Linked DNA regions of Homo sapiens: regions 1, 2 and 4 are each linked to region 3. The links are chromatin contacts, found by Hi-C in ENCODE. All regions are on one chromosome and are shown on one strand. Each heading gives the region's core, a stretch centred on a gene start or an enhancer-like site at or near the end of the contact. The rest is flanking DNA. Distances are from core to core; before and after follow the strand shown.

Evidence for each region. A loop is a pair of places that touch in the nucleus more often than their neighbours do. Pooled maps may share reads with other maps.
Region 1: a loop to region 3 is called in a map of gastrocnemius medialis, with 2.2 times the contacts of the local background. The contact joins the enhancer-like site here to the promoter of SPRY1 in region 3. A Hi-C loop is called at or near these places in 4 of 168 maps with a recorded cell type or tissue (gastrocnemius medialis and heart left ventricle), 4 of 37 single-sample maps with no recorded cell type and 9 of 50 pooled maps.
Region 2: a pooled map shows a loop between it and region 3 (7-fold over the local background). The contact joins the enhancer-like site here to the promoter of SPRY1 in region 3. A Hi-C loop is called at or near these places in 1 of 168 maps with a recorded cell type or tissue (PC-9) and 5 of 50 pooled maps.
Region 4: a pooled map shows a loop between it and region 3 (19-fold over the local background). The contact joins the promoter of FGF2 here to the promoter of SPRY1 in region 3. A Hi-C loop is called at or near these places in 17 of 37 single-sample maps with no recorded cell type and 12 of 50 pooled maps.

The regions. Positions count from the first base shown.
Region 1 is chr4:124,017,642-124,020,713 of GRCh38, reverse strand. No RefSeq gene overlaps it. Among named protein-coding and RNA genes, the nearest start is that of LINC01091, 370 kb to the right of the region's middle. Within about 2 kb of position 1,818, at least 14 of the 41 ENCODE cell types and tissues checked have a DNase peak (open chromatin) inside an H3K27ac peak, as active enhancers do; they include gastrocnemius medialis and heart left ventricle, where a contact is called at or near this core.
Region 2 is chr4:124,058,795-124,062,127 of GRCh38, reverse strand. The region is part of intron 2 of LOC105377407 (a long non-coding RNA gene); the gene reads left to right. Among named protein-coding and RNA genes, the nearest start is that of LINC01091, 410 kb to the right of the region's middle. Within about 2 kb of position 1,732, at least 16 of the 41 ENCODE cell types and tissues checked have a DNase peak (open chromatin) inside an H3K27ac peak, as active enhancers do.
Region 3 is chr4:123,395,199-123,398,284 of GRCh38, reverse strand. SPRY1 (sprouty RTK signaling antagonist 1) reads right to left here and starts at 1,490. Exons shown (of 3, transcript NM_001258038.2): 1 at 1,353-1,490; 2 at 429-674. RefSeq lists a silencer at 1-55.
Region 4 is chr4:122,825,236-122,828,261 of GRCh38, reverse strand. It overlaps FGF2 (fibroblast growth factor 2), which reads right to left and starts at 1,431. Exons shown (of 3, transcript NM_001361665.2): 1 at 910-1,431. The coding sequence starts at 1,087. RefSeq lists enhancers at 1-128, 1-526, 809-888, silencers at 474-768, 1,109-1,588, cis regulatory regions at 2,088-2,126, 2,127-2,197 and promoters at 1,254-2,221, 1,390-2,572.

The DNA.
Region 1 (3,072 bases), core at 569-3,068, 620 kb before region 3:
TAAAAATACATATATATGTATATGTATACATATATATTTTGTGTGTGTGTGTGTGTGTGTGTGTGTATGCTGGACATTTTAAGGAAGGGAGAGAGAAAATGAAACTGGTATTTTTGGAGGGTTAGTTGTCCTGTGGTTTGGAGTCTGGTGTAAATAGACACCTGAGATTGGAGTCTAGGACGGCGAGTAGGAAACTATTACAGTAGTTTATTCACAAAATGGTAAGGGCCTGAGCCAGGGTAATGGTGAGAGGAGAGGAAAGCTTGGGCAGGAGAAATGAAAGAAATGCCAAAACCTGTGACTGAGTGGGTCAGAAGGACAACAGAGACAGAAAAATGTTCACCCCTTCAACAACATTTATAAGCACCATCTGGATGCCATCCATTGTTTGGATCCAAATATGGAGAGTTAAATCACATTTCTTAACTTCAAAAAGTACATAGTGTAATGAAAAATGAGAGCAAATAAACAAATGCTTAAAATAGGGTGTGATGAGAACTCCATGCAGGAACACAGTATAAAAGCACTGCATGGAATGGGTGTGTACATCAGGAAAGGGGTTTTATGTTAGGTTCTTCCAGAAGCCAACTCAAAGATTTCATTTCAAGCAAAAGGTGAGATGAATAAATACAACTGGAGTAATAGGGAATTGAGTAGTGGGAGAGAGGGAAGCCAATGAAGGATTAATTTTCAAGCAAGTTATCAGTGTGGGTAACTGGAGCTCAGTCAGTCCTGCCGGGGAGCTCTGTGGGGAGCCAGTGCAGAACATATTCAGCATTATCTCACCCAGGGGTGAGGGAGCTAGGAGATTTCTATATGAGAGTCACAATGAAAAACTAGAAAACGTAGTGGTAATTGTCATAGAGATGCCATAGGATCTGGCTAAAGAACAAAACTCATCTTTCACATTTAAGTCTTAATTTAGTAGCCCTAATTAAGATTTCAGTCATGGGGAAATGTTTCTGTTTTATATCACCAGAGAAGAAAAAGATTTGGTTAATACTTAGAATGCATCAGAAACATTCAACCGAATAATTACATATTGATGTAATAACAGAGTATCCACCTCTCAGCATGAAGCGTGTATGTGTTTTTTTCTGGTTCCTTAAGATGCTCCATACACAGGATCTGCATTTGCCACCTTCTATAGTTCAGGATTCTAATTCTTACAAATGAGTTGACTGTGCAAATAAGGCAGCATATCTCTGTGTTAACATTCATTTCTCTTTTACTTCATTTCTTTAAAGGTTTCATAGAAATCTTTTTTTTTAACAAAGGACTATTCCACAATATGACAATAAACTGGATTTCTATAGTCACAGGAATAAAAGAAAATCCACTGAGCTTATAGAGACAGCTCTTGATTTCCACCTGAGCTTGTTTTCCTTGCAGCAGCCTAGATTATAAATCACTCAGAACTTCCCTGCATAAGCGCCTCCCTTCACCGTGACTTCCCACTCCCTTATACTGCGTGCACTCAGTGCCTTATCAAACTCTTAGAGTGCTAACCCATCAGGGATCTTATCACCTGCAGTTTTTATGGACTGTTCAATAATGAAAATAGAGAGGAGTTTGAACTCCTTGACATGGAAACCTTCAAGAAGCTATGGAATGTGGTCACTGGTATTTCTGGTATCTTTTAAATGTCAAGAGAGCAGAATTTCTCTTGTCAGTTGTCACAGCAAGGCTAACAATTAAAGCCATCTGCTCTTCATTTCACTCCCCAAGGGCTTCTTTCATTTTTCATCAACTTCCTGTTGTTGACAGCACAGTTCCTCCCAGTTTCTCTCTGAAACTGTGAGGTCACCACCAGGCTCAGGCCATTCCGTGAACTGCTGATTTGGTTCCAAACTCCAGAATGCCCTTTGGCCCAGGAGCTCCAGCCTCCAGTAACTGGAACCCCAGGCATATCCAGATCTGGAAGAATGTCAGCCTTTCCCTAAGCAATACAATGAGGGCAGTGGGGATGCCAATGCCAGAACCTGCATCATGGCAGATCCGGCTTGGCTTGGGACCTTTTTCTTTAAGAAAAAAACAGAAAGAAAGGAAAAGAAGAAATAGGGAAAGAATAAAGGAAGAAAGGGAAAGAGGAAGGGAAGGAGGAAGAAAGGAAAGGAGGGAGGGAGGAAGAAGGAAAAAATGCACAGGAAGAAAACAGAAAAAAAAAGGAAGAAAACAGGGAAGGAAATGGAAAGGAAAGAGGGAAGGGAAAAAAAGGAAAGGGAAGGGAAGAGGTAAGAAACGAAAGAGGGAAGGAAAGACGTAAGGGAAGTAAAGAAGGAAGAGAAGGGAAGGAAAGGGGAGGGGAAGAGAGGAGAGGGGAGGGGAGTGGAGGGGAGGGGAGGGGAAGGGAGGGAAGGGAAGGGAAGGGAAGGGAAGGGGAGGGGAGGGGAGGGGAGGGAAGGGAAGGGGAGGGGAGGGGAGGGGAGGGGAGGGGAGGGGAGGGAAGGGAAGGGAAGGGAAGGGAAGGGGAGGGGAGGGGAGGGGAGGGGAGGGAAGGGAAGGGAAGGGAAGGGAAGGGAAGGGAAGGGAAAGGAAGGGAAGGGAACTAAGAAATCTCAAAGGTGAACTAACTATAATGATTCAGACCAATGATTTTGCTTATTAATGTACTCAAATGAGATCTTTGTTGTTACTGTGTTGTTACTTTGTTGTTACTGTGAAAGTGCCACAAAATGATAAGAAAAGTAATCCCATTACTGAGAAGGAAAGCGTGTTACAGTTCTGGGGATAGAGTTGTTTTTCTGCCTGATATCTAAGGTCATTATATATAATTGATATGCTTATAAAACTTGTGAATTCATAATATAACATTTAAATAAACTCATTTTTCAACCCAATCCAGAAAAAAAAACACAAAGTTTCTAGAAATTCTATTGGAATAAAGATCATGTATAGCTAGGGAAATAGTCTTTATTTCAAACAGAAATTCTAAAATACCTTATCACAGTTGTTAATAAAATTTTCAGTTTTATTTTTACATTTCTAACCAAAGCTAACAAATACATATTAATGAATAATTCTCTAGCTCTGTAGATAGCAGAATCAAACAAGTCATTTCAGGGCCCCACA
Region 2 (3,333 bases), core at 483-2,982, 660 kb before region 3:
GGTGTATTAAGTGCATTTTTGGCTTAAAGATAGAGACTTAACCCCATCAAGTAAAGGGGCATCTGTATACAAAATCAATTTTATAAAAAGTATCATGAAAGAGTAATATAGCAAAGACATAGCTTATTTTTTTTTTCAGAAAATGAAGAGATTCTATTTTAACAGTCCTGAAGATCTAATTGTTAAAGTATTCTTCATAGCTTCCCCTTACTGAATCAGAACACCAATATTCATCGCTGTTTAAAAGAGTCAAATCTGTTTTAAACAAGTTAACAAGTATTAAAGGAAACATGCATATTATTTTATATTATTTTATACAATTTGCAAGTATACAGATATTCTTATGTGGGAAATACAGCTACCACATGCCCTGCTTGTATATCAGATAGAGCTCAGAATAGTTAAAAATTCTGGTAAGTTCACTACAGTTCAAATGAAAAGGTCTAAGAGTCTTATCCAAGCAGCTGTGGTTCCTATTTGAATTTTAGCCTAGATTATTAAAACCTCAAACCACAAAATCCCCCTAGGAAATCTTGCATAAGCATTGTTCTTATTGAAAAAGCCTGGGATCAGAAAGGAAACAAGAGGTTTATGCTTTAGTTGGCTTTAAAACATCAAAAAACAAGTGGTCAATTCTCCTTCAGATGTGTGTTCATAACCCCTTTTAGAGGCAATGAAAATTATATGTGTGGATTTGGGGAGAATACCCCCAAGTAAGCAAATTAAGAAATGCCAAGAACAACCAAAGATTTTGCTTCAAAAAAATTGGCTTAAACCACAGTTATTTAAAAAAATAATTTTATGCAATATGTCAAGTAAATATATTCATCTGTGATAGAATTTCTGTGACCAATTTGCAGGAAATATTTTTAAAATACCTTAACCATATTTCTTTTCTGATTTTGACTAGAAAAAATACAGTTGCTAACCTATTTTTTCAAAAGCCATTGTTTATGTTTCTCTGAATGAAGCAAATATCTCATAATTCAAAAACTGGTTATTTTTCTACCAGGGCCTGATGGGTACATTTTCAATTTGCTGCTAATGACAGAGCATGTAAAATAGCCTTTTTGTGGAAAGAGCTTCTGAAACGGTAATGTTTTAGATATAGATTTTTATCACCATGAGAGGAGGTAATATTCTTGAATATCACTAAGAATGCATCTGATAGACAGTATTAATTTAGCAGAGGACGTAAGGAAGGGAGGAATGGACAGGGGAGTCATTATTTTTGAGGAAGTGGGTAGGGAGTTCTGCCGAAAATACTCCTCACTGTATCCAAACCACAAAGGTTTACTAAACAGAAATTTAAATCAAAAGGCAAACAGGATGTTCATCTGGGACACATATTTGGACACATACTTTTAATACCACATAAAAGCTGCACCAGCCAGATGTGAAAGCAATGAAATTTAAACAAAAAAGCAAACAATAAAGTAAGAAGTGAAATTGGATGATAGCCCTCAACATAGAGCACTTCCTCAGTGAAGTGACTGGATCACAGACGGTGCAATTGACTCTGAGGAAGAGGTGGGGCAGGTTCTGCAGGCCTGTGTTTTCTCACAATGGAAGAAGTAAAATAGCAATCTGGTTTCAGGAAACAGTGAGCTTTGGCAGCCTCTGCTTTCTGGTTTCTTACATTATCTATTTTAGACTGAAGTGGAAACTTATTAAAGCCAGCACTTTAATATCAGATCAGCTGCAGGAAGGAAAACAGAGAAAAAAGTGTTGGTACATATTGTACCCTGAACATCATGAAGCAAGAAATGAATAACAATTTCTATGAGCTATCTAAGGCTAGTCATTCTATCACAAATACAGAATGATAATGTCATGACTACTCAGAACACTTAAGAATTTGGAACTAGCAAAGTCTTGTTAAGACAAGAAAAATAGGAGAGGTGATAGTAACATGAAACTGTTGTATTTTTCACACAGTTGGAAGAGAAATTTTTAGGGTATCATTTATTTATTTCCAATATTCTTAATTTTAATATTTTAAAACTACAAATGAGAGGTAGTTAGGCAGCTATAAAAGTCATTACTTCAGTTTCATGTGTCCTAAAATAGCAAATTTTGAGCATTTAAATTCTCCATACTTTTTTTAAGTAAATAAAATTCTCATAGTCCCAAGCCCAATGTAACAGTCTCTGGGTCTCTTCTCCAAGTTGTGATCAACCCTGACAGATTCTATCTACCAAATTTCCAAATAAGGTGTCTGTTACATCTGAATTTTTATATTGAACATAACAGTCTAAAATATGTATAGGCCATTTTTAATTTTTCCCTCTGATAAGTTTTGGAAATCAGGAATTAAAACTACTAAGTGTTTGATTGCTTCAACATTTCTTTTCTTTAAGCTTTATTCTGCTATATTCTTAAACTTAAGTTGAAAAATTCTTAAAGTAAATGTTAGAAGTTATTTTTTTATATTGACCCAATCAGATGTTTAATATCCTGTGAAAGGAAGAAATATGTTTGGGAAAGGATCAATATAAGACATAATTATTTTAGAGAAGCTGATTATTGATATTCAGTGTTAAATAATATTAGAAGTAATTGAAGTTTGCATTATTTCTCTAAAAATTATTGCTTGTTTTGTATAACTTTTATTTATTTTTGACATATTTTTGCTTTTCTAAATAAAATAGAGATTGAGCTGCCATGGTTTGTAAAACAACCATAACCATAAAGTACTTTAAAACAGAGCAGTGAATGAATACTGATTTAAACCCAAGATAAACATGGTTGCATTTTCCTTTATTTTCCATTTCATTAAAATGAATATATAACATTGCTATTCATTTTCATTCATTCAGTTGATTTATCATGTATTTTTCTCATAACAATTTGTTGGTCATTTTTTGGAACCCAAATTATTTAAGATATCATAGGTTTTATTTTCCTTTAATGCTTTTAAGCTTTGCCTTTCAAAAGTTAATGTATTTATTTGTTCTCAAAATTCAGAAGTTTATAGCAAGTCTTGTCATATTAAACAGGTTGAAGAGGCACCTGCAGTCATTTTATACTGATGCATAACATATTGCCACAAACTTAGCAAGTTTTAAAACATCACGTATTATCTTAAAGTCACTGTGGATCATTAAGTACAGGCTCACTTTTACTGTATCATTGGCTCAAACTCACAAGGATGAGAAAATTAAGGTGAGTGCCAGGCTACATTCCTTTCTGAAGCTAAGGGTCTATTCCAAGCTCACATGAGTACTGGAAGAAATCAACTCCTTGTGGTTGTACGACTGACTTCACCATTTTCTTGCTGGCTAGAAACTGGGGCTACTCTCAGCTTCCAGACCACCAAGGTTCCCTGTCAGG
Region 3 (3,086 bases), core at 241-2,740:
CCGGGCCCGGACCTGTCACGGCTGGTGCTCGCCGGGCGGCTCAGTAACATCCACCTCGGGAGGTCTTCTGCAGCCCCTTTCCAAGAACCAGTTTTTACAAATCCTTTCAGGAAGGCTTCCCAAGTCTCAGAAAAACAAGTAGGGGAGTGGCGGAGTCGAGTGCGTGACGGGCCAGCTGACGGCACGGTGTGCTCAGAGAACTCGGGTTCTAGTCGCTCCTCGCAAGGAACGAAGGAAGGGATGGCGGCTTCCTGACGAGCGAAAAATCCACGTCACGGGCGTTCGAGACTCCGCAGCGCCCGGGTCGGGGCCCGAACCGCCGTCGGCGGGTGGGTCACGGAGCCGCGCAGTACCCCGGCGAAACCTCGGAGCACGCGCCTGCCAGGCAGAGGCTGCCGCGGCCGGGAGGGGGAGGGGGATTTTTTTACCCTTTTCTTTTTTTTTTTTTTTTTAGCGGGGAGGAGTGAAGAGAGTGAGGTTTGGGGATCCTTCTCGGAGAGAGAAAGGCGGGCGTCGTCCCTTGTGCCCCGCGCAGGCCGACGCGCTTAGCCGATTCCGCACGTTGGGCAAGTGGGGGCACAGCGTCCCCGGGCACTCCGGTCCCGGCAGGTCAGCCTCTCCCGGGCAGCGCTCACACCCAGTCCTCCGAGCCTGGGGTTCCACGGCCGAAATGCCTGCGACAGAGAATTAGAGATAGAAGCTCGTGAATGTCCCTTTCTTCGAAGGGCTGGGACCCCGGGCGGGCCGCTGGCCAGCTCGCCCGCAGCCCGTTGCCATGTGCTCCCTGTTGCTGCTCCCGGTGATTGACAGGCCGGCGCACAGTCGGCGTGTCAGCCGCGAACCAAAGTAACATGCAGTCCTGCACGTTTTTGCCGAGGTGCTTTTGCCCCCTGGAATGCCTAGGAGTTCAAACAACGTTCAAGCAACGCCTCTGCGCGTTAGGAATCAATACACAGAGACGGGAAATTCAGGTTTTAAACCAATGCTTCACTCGGGATTCGGTCGCCAACAATGCCTAAACAAACACGCATTTGGTCCACACACCGAGTGCTAGCCCCTCTTCGCATAAAGGCATTAACGGCTCTGTGTTTCACAAATTCGATCGTTTCAGACTTTAAACGTCTACTGTTCGGTTAAGGAAAGGTGAAAGGGACCCTGCTTTTTCTTTTAGCGGTAGCATTTACTTTAAGAGCATTAGTTTTAGCAGTGGGAATGCTACCGGTGTTTTGAAATGCAACCAGTAACCTTAGCTGGAAAGCAAGTTCAAATAAATAAATGTTCAGTTCCTTGCAAAAGTCAACATTTCTCACCTTATCTTTCCTAAAATGTCTACGGAAGGAAACGGTACTTACCTAATGCAAAGATTGCAAATTGCTTTTCAGGCACATTTAACAGCGACTGTAGCTGTTCCTTATCCAGGGCAGGGAACTGTGCTGATAATCACTCTGCAAAGCACGCAGTGGTTTGCAGAGCGGTCTCACTCCGGCTACGCAGAATTTCAGCTCCTTGCCTCCACCTCCACCTCCACTCCAGGACACGCCTCCGGTGATATCATGTGTCAATCACTCGGGCTGCCCGAAAACCTGGAACAGGATTTCCTTAACTATCGTTTCCTCTTTCGTTTATGTGTACCAACTTGGAAATGTTGCCCTACAGACTCGTGTAATAAACATCCTCTTAAAACTTCGGGAGTGCCTCTAAAAATTCTGCAAATGCAGTTTGTCATAGAGGAATACATTCGGATTTAGTTAGCAATCTTCAGTTGTCGATCTCAATTAAAAGGATTGGTGGACTCTACTCTTAAGTTGAATTAGAAAAGAATTGTGAAGAATAAAAGAAAATGAAAAAAGTTGTATGCCAAGCCATCACTTCTGACCAACTAGAGGGAAAACGTATATTGACACAAAAAGATGATTATATAACATTACAGTTCCTATTTACAACAAAGTTCAGAATATGTGAAACCTAAAGTTCAAAAGGTGGCACTCCTTACTGCAAATGTAATATAAGCATATGTAATAAAGGTGAAATTTTCTGCTGTGGGTTTTTTAAATAATTGCTTTACCTTGGCTTGTTATATGATTTCCCAAAAATCAAGCACATGGAGAAAAAACCAAATTCTTTCAATTTTGTAATATAGTTGTATAATTTTGCAAAAAATACAAACCCGTATATTTTTTAATTAGCTAAAAGTCAATTAATTAGAATAGAAAAAATTTATCAAGAAGTTTTATAATTCTTAGTAATAGCTGATATGACTGGAAAAAAAACACTTTAAGTAGGAAACTTGATTTCTACTTTCTTACAAACTATGGGATTTTAGGCATTTATTATCAAAGTTGTGCCTTTTCATGCTGCAGTGAGGATAACTTTTTGTGGAATTGAAGGTTCCGTAGAAACTTTTAAAAGCCACCTAAAGACCAAAAACTTAGTGGAAAGGAAATATTTTTCCAGGTACTATATATCAGGAGTAGCTTAAAGTCTGGCAAAACAAAGCAAACAATAACAAAACTCTAGAATCTAAATCATATAAACATATAAGTATGGAAATTTTTAGTTCAAAGTACATTTTTAGTCTCATTTACAATAGCAAGTGGTTCTGTTGAAACTATAAATATATACATACATAACACACACGCACACACACAGGACTTTCAAATGTCTGAGCACTTTCAAAAATTAAAGTTGTGTTTGGAATTGCCTCTGAAGAACACAGAGCATTGTTAAGAACATGAATAACAATAAAAAAGCATCATTAGAAAATAGCATAGAATAAGAATCAAGCCAAAAAGCTACATATTCACTCTTAATATTATGAATTGTATTAAAATAGGCTATTTAAAAGAATAAAATTGATTTCATTGTATTTTTTTCATAGATCTCATTAGATTTGGGGATGTAATGAAATTTTACTAGTGATGGATAGGTTTCTTGTGAATGTATTTGGAATAGACAAATCAAAAATAGACTATCCTATCAGAGTATCTTATTTGGTTCTTCAAAACTATTACCACAGTTGTGAGCTGAGAGGTCAGTTCACCAATATGATAAAACCTGGAGAGGGAGCACTGAACATTCTACCTTCA
Region 4 (3,026 bases), core at 182-2,681, 570 kb after region 3:
CCCGGGGAACATGTTAGAAATGCAAATCTTCAGCCCCCACTCCAGACTTAGGGAATCCCCTAAAGTCCAAGCACTCCTTATTTAGGCCAGTGTTCTTTCTAGAACCACAAACATTGTTTCTTACAGAAAGCAAAACTGCAATTCTCATTTCATCCTCAAGCCTGCTGCAAGGTAGTAATATATTAGCCCCACGTGAGCGATGAGGAAACCGGCTCTGGGGTTAAGCGTCGGCTCAAGGTCTCAAAGCTAGTCACTGCAGGTGGAAGATTAAAGTGTTTGCACTTCTTTTCACTACTGAAACAAAGCTATGGCACTTTATTAACAACATCTGGATTTTTTGCTGGTTGGCTGGTTGGTTTTTGTTTTTGCTCTTTCAGCTTTCGTCAATTCGGAAAAATATAAAACAGAGTGGGTGAGAGTAGTGTGCCATATGCCTCGGGTCGTCCCGAGTCGGAATTTAAGGGCAGGACTCTAGAAAGGTGTTTTTCCAGTAAAGACCGTTTCGTTCTGCTGCGGTCCTTCCTGTCTTTGTCCCCGGGACAGCACGCAGCAGATAGAAGCGGCCAGAGCTGCATGGCGGGGCCGCGGGCATCCCCGACGCGACAGGTTGTCCGCGGGAAGACAGCCAGTCCGCGAGGCCCCGGCGCGCCGCGGCTCCGGGCCGGGGGTACTGGTTTACAGGGCAAATTGGCACACCCCAAAGCCCAGGGGACACCCGGGCCTACGCCGCAGCCCGGAAAGGAGGGGGTGAGTGGTGAACCCGAAACCGCCGAGGGCCGCGCGGCCAGAAACCACACGGAGCGCTAGGGTCGCAGTGAAGATCCGGGAGGAGGGTGCAGGCTGGAGGGGAGAGAGCGGGCGAGAACCCACGAAATGGAAATGAGGCGGAGAGAGCGGGTCGGCACTCACTGTGAGGGTCGCTCTTCTCCCGGACCCCGTCAACTCGGCCGTCGGGGTGGATGCGCAGGAAGAAGCCCCCGTTTTTGCAGTACAGCCGCTTGGGGTCCTTGAAGTGGCCGGGCGGGAAGGCGCCGCTGCCGCCATCCTCGGGCAAGGCGGGCAGCGTGGTGATGCTCCCGGCTGCCATGGTCCCTGCGGGGCCCGGCCGGGATCCCCGAGCCGCTGGAGCCGCGCGGGGAGCCGCCGTCCCCCGGCCCCGGCCCCGGCCTCCGACCCGCTCCGGGGCACGGCCCCGGCCCCGGCCCCCCAGCCTCCCGCCCGGCAGCGCGCGGCCGCGCCCGCGGTCCCCCAGCCTCGAGCCGCTCGGCCGCTCTTCTGTCCGCCGGCCCCTGGTGCGCGGCGAGCCGGCGGCCCGGGACCTGGGGTTCACGGATGGGTGTCTCCGCGGACGCCGCCTGGGGAGAGCCGCCTCCCAAGCTGCAGCGCCCGGGATCCCGTTGCAACCGCGGGCACCGCGTCCGCTAATCTGGCACCCGCCGGGCCGCGGCGTCACATCTTCTACATCTCCACCCCCCACACCCACCAGCCTCCCGCGCCCCCAGTTCTCCTCCCTCCTGCGCGCCGCCCCCTACTCGCTCGGGTTTTCTGGGGCCGGCCTCTGAGTTCGGCGGTTCGGCCACAACACGCAAGCGCGCGACATCAGTCCGGCGGGGAGCCCGGCCTCAGTCGGGGGCGGGGGAGAGGCGAGGGGCGGGGGGCGCGCGTCGGAGGCCGCGGCAGGGCTTTGGCATTCCCTGGGCTCCACCGCCCCTTATCCCCCAAAAGTCACCCCCGCCCAACCCCCGCACCACCCAAACCACGTTTAGGCTTTCTCCACACTGCGGGGCTTTTGCTGCGCAACCAGCCGTGACTCAACTTTTAAAAGTTTAAACTCAACTTTCTCCCCCATTTTTTCCCCGCTAGCGTTTCAAAACGGAGAAGCCGTTTCCACCCCAAAGTAGAGAAGTTGCAATCCAAGGAAGAGTCTGTGTCAGAGCAGGCTTTGAAAATCTCTAAATCACCAAAAGACGAGGGGTACAAGTGGGGCATAAACTTTAAAATTAAAGGACAGAGGCTGAAGTCGTCTACCAACAAAAGGAGAGAAAGAGGCCAGAGAAGGGGAGCAGATTGGGTTGCTAAAACGAAAAGGTTTCCTTTACTGACCTATCTTGAATTAGACGACGCAGAAAGATGAGGATGGGGATAAGGATAAATCCTTATCGCGATCGAAGCGCATTAATGTCTTAACTCGGACCTGGCATTTGCCCTAGCTAAATTGTTATGCATTTCTTGGAGAGAGAGTTATTTTCTGTAAATCCCAAATGTAAAATTGAAGTTAATTGCATTTTGGTAATTTTCAGTAGGATATAGCAGGTGCCACAGATGACTAGGAAAATATCTATTCAGAAAACTTGCATGTATTGAGTACCTACTGTGTGCAACACATAATGTTGAGTGTGTGGGAGATGCCAAATCTGATGCCAGCGTCTCACACACTGAGGGAGATAAGATGGGTAGCATGAGTAACACAAATAGCAGTAGAAAGTAGGCCATAGAAGAGTAAGACTAAGTGCTGTGACATTTCAGACATCGGATAACTCAGCGTGGGGAGGCAGGAGATTTGGGGAAGCTTCTAGAAGGAGTTGCAAGTATGGACGTGCCTCCTTGTAGAAACATTAGGTTTCAAAAGGCCATGCATAAGTGCATTTGTTCTTAAGTCTCCAAGAAGGCTTTAACTCCAGATGCATTTCTAGAATGTTACATACAGGAGAATGAGTAAATTCTTTGAAGCTTTAAAACCAGGCATACTGTTTTTATTTTTATTATTTATTTATTTTTTTTAGACAGAGTTTTGCTCTTGTTGCCCAGGCTGGAGATCAATGGCACGATCTCGGCTCACCGCAACCTCCACCTCCTGGGTTCAAGCGATTCTCCTACTTCAGCCTACCGAATAGCTGGGATTACAGGCATGCGCCACCACCACGCAGGGCTAATTTTTTGTATTTTTAGTAGAGACGGGGTTTCTCCATGTTGGTCAGGCTGGTCTCGAACTCCCAACCTCAGGTGATCTGCCCGCCTCAGCCTCC